Regions from separate parts of the Homo sapiens genome. Here region 1 is linked to region 2. The links are chromatin loops, found by intact Hi-C in ENCODE. Cell type or tissue: CD4-positive, alpha-beta T cell. All regions are shown on one strand. Links, peaks and the distances in the headings refer to the core of each region. The heading gives the core; the rest is flanking DNA. Region 1 has its middle 50 kb from the start of TMCC3. Region 2 overlaps USP44 (ubiquitin specific peptidase 44).

Region 1 (2,921 bases), core at 274-2,773, 830 kb after region 2:
GAGTCTCGCTCTGTCACCCAGGCTGGAGTGCAATGGCGTGATCTCAGCTCACTGCAACCTCCGCCTCCCAGGTCCGAGTGATTCTGCTGCCTCAGCCTCCTGAGTGGCTGGGATTACAGGTGTGCACCACCATGCCTGGCCAATTTTTGTATTTTTAGTAGAGATGGGGCTTCACATGTTGGCCAGTCTGGTCTCAAACTCCTGACCTCAGGTGATCCACCTGTCTCAGCCTCGCAGAGTGCCAGGATTACAGGTGTGAGTGAGCCATAGCTCCTGGCCTTGGCCTGTGCTCTTGACCACTGTGTCTTCCTTCTTGTCAAGAGAGTTGGTCCAACCATGAGAGACTCTAATTCTACTCTTGGCTTCTCTTTGCCACTTCGATATCCAAACCATGAGTTTCAGAGATTCATTTATATTGTTTCTTTTATGTGCTGTGGTAGATTCAAGGTGGCCATGAATTATTTGCAACTCCTTTCACTGAGATGTGGGATCTTATTATCCCCTGCTTGACTTTGGGCTGGTCTTAACAATTTGCTTAACTGGTAGAATGCGGTGGAGATGACATTGCTTGACTTATGAGGTAGACTGTAAGAAGATTTGTAGCATCTGCCTTGGTTTCTTTGAACACTGACTCTTAGAATCCAGTTGCCAAGCTGCAAGAAGCCCATAGAGAGGCCCACATGGAAAGGAAATGTGGACACTGGCTGACAGCCCAGCTTAGCTGCCATCCTACAGCCAGCAGCAACTTGCCAACCATATGAGAGAGCCATCTTGGAAGTGGATCCCCTGCCTCAATTGAATGACCCCAGTTAATGCCCCATAGAGCAGAGATGAGCTGTTCCCGCTGAGCACTGCCCTAATTGCAGATTTCATGAGAAAAATAAATGACTAGTATTGTCTTAGGCCACCAATTTTTGGGATGGCATATTATATAGCAGTAACTGGAACACCAGCCAATTTGGTTAACTAATATACGTTAGAATCATATGTGAGATCAAAAAATGTTTTGCTTTCTTTAATATTAGTGCTATCATAGAAAGTTTCTTCTAGCAAAAACTTAACTCTTAATTAAGCCATTCCTGAAAATTATTCCAGGAATAATTTTCGCATGCTAAAGATGTTTTTTTCTCTATCCTCACTAAACCAAATACCAAAGACCACCTACAGTAGTACATATTTACTGACTAAATTGAAACTTTCTAGGAAAAAACACATTTGTTAGTAGAATATCAACAAAGTGCCATCAAAATAATTGTAGGAAGTAAGCCAATGTAAAATCAGTTTATCTATGAATCTGTGAGTTGCTAGGAATTAGGTATGAAAACTATACAGTCTAAAGCTAGTTCTTCACATTAGCTAAATGAGCAGAAGACTAACATCTCACATTTTTGGTTGGGACTCCCCACTTACCCAAGACATTTGCTTGGCAAATATTTTCCCAACCAAACTGCACAGTCACCCAGGGTGTGTTCTACCACACCGGACCAGCCAAGTTGGAGAGTGACTGATTACCAGGGTCATGTGTTTACTGCAAAGGGAAGTCACAGGGTTATAGCTCCCATTTCTTATGAGCCCTTTGCAGTCTGTACTCTCTGTGCTGTTTCCCCAGCAAGATAAGTGAGGTAGGGAAGAGATGCTTTTGAATGCATGGCTGGTCATGAAATGCCTGTAAGAAACTTGATAGGGATATGGGTGATATTGACATACATATTAGAAAGTTGATTGTTCTGTGAAAACCTGAAGAATGATGGCCACTGCTCTAGTCTGAATGTTTGTGTGCCTCCACTCCCAGTCATTATGTTGAAACTTAATCCCCAGTGCAATGGTATTAGGAGGTGGGACCTTTGGGAGGTGATTAGGTCAAGAGGGTAGAGTCCTCATGAGTGGGATTAGGCTGAGGGAGCTTGTTTGCCCCTTCCACCACATGAGGAAGCAACAAGAAGGCTCCATCTATGAGGAAGCAGGTCCTACCAGACACTGAGTCTGCCAATGCCTTGATCTTGAACTTCCCAGCCTCTAGAACTGTGAGAAATAAATTTCAGTCGTGTAGAATCCATGGCATTTTTTTATAGCAGCCTGATTGGAGTATGATAGCCACAGTAAATAGTTAAATGAAAAAAAAACCGGTTGACAAACGGGAGGTGTTATATTACACAACTTGTTTGATGTATAGATGGATGAATAAGAGATGGTGAGTTAGGGCTGGGCACAGTGGCTCACACCTGTAATCCCAGCACTTTGCAAGGCCAAGACGTGCGGATCACCTGAGGTCAGAAGTTCGAGACCAGACTGGACAACATGATGAAACCCCGTCTCCACTAAAAATGTAAAAAAGTTAGCCGAGTGTGGTGGTGCAGGCCTGTAATCCCAGGTACTTGGGAGGCTGAGGCAGGAGAATTGCTTGAACCTGGGAGGCAGAGGTTGCAGTGAGCTGAGATCATGCCACTGCACTCCAGTCTAGGCAACAGAGCGAGACTCTGTCTCAAAAAGAAAAAAAAGAGATGGTGAGTTGGAAAGAGAAGTGTTTTTTAGCAAGGCCAAAGAATCTATTCTTTTAGATCGGGGGTGCTACTCAACTCTGCAGCTCTGGCTTGAAAGTAGCCACAGATTTTATATATAAAGGGATGGACGTGGCCATGTGCCACCAAAATTTCATGGACATTGAACATTGAATTTCATATAATTTTCACATGTCACAAAATATTATTCCTGTCTTCAGTCATTTAAAAGTATAAAAACAATCCTAAGCTCACAGGCGGTATAAAAATAGGTGCAGACTGGCTTTGGCCACAGGCCATAGTCTGCTGACGCCTGTTGTCATTTGGGTTGGGGAGAAGTTGTTTGCTTGCTTTCACTCTCTACTGTTTAAATTTTTGTATTTTTGGAACTTTTTAGAACAATTATTACTTTTTTCCAGGCTG
Region 2 (2,921 bases), core at 139-2,638:
AGATTTCTGTTCATTACATGTAAATAACTTACAGCAGAAGTGTTCCTGACTTTAACTGATAAAGGAACAAGTTCTGTGTCAAAAATCACATAAGCTTTTTTAAAAAAATAAGCTTATAATTTCAGATAGGTTTAGGCCTGCTAGAATGTAATAAAAGCTTATTGCCACCCACTTCATATTCTTCCTTTTTTTCTCTTTATTTCCTTGTATGTTTCTGAGAATATTCAAATACAAAAGCACATTCTCCTCTTCTGTCTTTCTCTTTCCCTAAAGCCAACTGTCAAGTCTGTTCGGCCTCAGAGTATGTTATAGAGCCATGAATTAAAGGTAATTATTGATTTACCAAATGGAAAAAAATAAGTTTAATGGTAATATGATTTATTTAAATAGGGTAATAAGATTCGTTCACTATAGATACAATTAAAACTACCATTTACCATGTGTCAGATAAATATTATCTCTCAGTTCTTCAACAACTCAATTGAAGTTGGTATGATTTTCCCTCTTTTACAGATGGTTTAGAGAAGTTAAAACATTTGCTCAAAATCATACATTTAACAGTGTGTGGCAAAGGTACAATTCAAACCTATGTTTTTCTGCCTTAAAACTCACCTTTTCATCTTTGATTATGTTTTATTAACTCCACATAAGGCTCATAATGTTTATAAATATTAGTGAGATATATTTGGGTCTTGCCAACCCCTGTCATTAAGAAAAGGGGCCAGGCACAGTGGTTCACGCCTGTAATCCCAGCACTTTGGGAGGCCAAGGCGGGTAGATGACCCGAGCTCAGGAGTTCAAGACCAGCCTGGGCAACATGACGAAACCTTGTCTCTAGTAAAAATACGAAAAACAGATTAGCTGAATGTGGTGGTGCACTCCTATAATCCCAGCTACCCGGGAGGCTGAGGCACAGCAATCACGTGAGCCCAGGAGGCAGGGGTTGCAGTGAGCTGAGATCGCACCACTGCACTCCAGCCTGGGCCACAGAGCAAGACTCTGTCTCAAAAAAAAAAAAAAAAGGGAATGCAGTTTTGGAAACTGCCCTCAGACTACTGGGTAAAAAAGGATAGATCTTAAGCTATTTCAGTGGAAAGTGATTACTACCCATTTTTCACCACTAGATGGTGGCAGAAAGTTAAAAACAAAAGCTAAAGGCGCCTCATTAGAGAAAGTGAAGTGTCTGTGCTTTCAGAGCAAGGTGGATGTGAGGTTAGGGAAGTTTAGAGAAAGGGAAATGGGAGAACTGCCAATGGTATTATGATAAGCAGCCTAGAAATTGGGAGCAGAGGACACAAATCTTTATTATTCTTGGGAAAAAATATGAAAAATATTAGCATCTTGTTATTAACACTTGACATTGTTCTGTTTAGTTTTCAGATGCTTCAAGTGTTGTGAACAGAGACTTGTTTGGATTATGCATTTCTCAGCTAGACTAAATAAATGCTAGCAATGGATACGTGCAAACATGTTGGGCAGCTGCAGCTTGCTCAAGACCATTCCAGCCTCAACCCTCAGAAATGGCACTGTGTGGACTGCAACACGACCGAGTCCATTTGGGCTTGCCTTAGCTGCTCCCATGTTGCCTGTGGAAGATATATTGAAGAGCATGCACTCAAGCACTTTCAAGAAAGCAGTCATCCTGTTGCATTGGAGGTGAATGAGATGTACGTTTTTTGTTACCTTTGTGATGATTATGTTCTGAATGATAACACAACTGGAGACCTGAAGTTACTACGACGTACATTAAGTGCCATCAAAAGTCAAAATTATCACTGCACAACTCGTAGTGGGAGGTTTTTACGGTCCATGGGTACAGGTGATGATTCTTATTTCTTACATGACGGTGCCCAATCTCTGCTTCAAAGTGAAGATCAACTGTATACTGCTCTTTGGCACAGGAGAAGGATACTAATGGGTAAAATCTTTCGAACATGGTTTGAACAATCACCCATTGGAAGAAAAAAGCAAGAAGAACCATTTCAGGAAAAAATAGTAGTAAAAAGAGAAGTAAAGAAAAGACGGCAGGAATTGGAGTATCAAGTTAAAGCAGAATTGGAAAGTATGCCTCCAAGAAAGAGTTTACGTTTACAAGGGCTCGCTCAGTCGACCATAATAGAAATAGTTTCTGTTCAGGTGCCAGCACAAACGCCAGCATCACCAGCAAAAGATAAAGTACTCTCTACCTCAGAAAATGAAATATCTCAAAAAGTCAGTGACTCCTCAGTTAAACGAAGGCCAATAGTAACTCCTGGTGTAACAGGATTGAGAAATTTGGGAAATACTTGCTATATGAATTCTGTTCTTCAGGTGTTGAGTCATTTACTTATTTTTCGACAATGTTTTTTAAAGCTTGATCTGAACCAATGGCTGGCTATGACTGCTAGCGAGAAGACAAGATCTTGTAAGCATCCACCAGTCACAGATACAGTAGTATATCAAATGAATGAATGTCAGGAAAAAGATACAGGTTTTGTTTGCTCCAGACAATCAAGTCTGTCATCAGGACTAAGTGGTGGAGCATCAAAAGGTAGAAAGATGGAACTTATTCAGCCAAAGGAGCCAACTTCACAGTACATTTCTCTTTGTCATGAATTGCATACTTTGTTCCAAGTCATGTGGTCTGGAAAGTGGGCGTTGGTCTCACCATTTGCTATGCTACACTCAGTGTGGAGACTCATTCCTGCCTTTCGTGGTTACGCCCAACAAGACGCTCAGGAATTTCTTTGTGAACTTTTAGATAAAATACAACGTGAATTAGAGACAACTGGTACCAGTTTACCAGCTCTTATCCCCACTTCTCAAAGGAAACTCATCAAACAAGTTCTGAATGTTGTAAATAACATTTTTCATGGACAACTTCTTAGTCAGGTATGGATTTTTAAGAATCTTATTTTCATCATTGGGAGTTCATAAAGTGT

What was found. Hi-C counts contacts between places; a loop is a spot of excess contacts. Peaks named below come from ENCODE experiments on the same cell type or tissue, not always from the same donor. Only the 100,000 strongest peaks of a DNase experiment are listed, where the experiment ranks them.
Region 1: it touches region 2 in a loop (2.6-fold over the local background); 1 of 110 quality-filtered maps calls a loop at or near these places.

What each region holds. Positions count from the first base shown.
Region 1 is chr12:94,698,623-94,701,543 of GRCh38, reverse strand. No RefSeq gene overlaps it. Among named protein-coding and RNA genes, the nearest start is that of TMCC3, 50 kb to the right of the region's middle. RefSeq lists an enhancer at 78-147. In CD4-positive, alpha-beta T cell, for the core only: no CTCF peak of the experiment used is centred there; a DNase peak (open chromatin) is centred at 1,493.
Region 2 is chr12:95,532,779-95,535,699 of GRCh38, reverse strand. USP44 (ubiquitin specific peptidase 44) reads left to right here. Exons shown (of 6, transcript NM_032147.5): 2 at 1,374-2,871. The coding sequence starts at 1,444. Among named protein-coding and RNA genes, the nearest start is that of USP44, 17 kb to the left of the region's middle. In CD4-positive, alpha-beta T cell, for the core only: CTCF peaks have their summits at 904 and 1,104 (motif pointing right); a DNase peak (open chromatin) is centred at 1,139.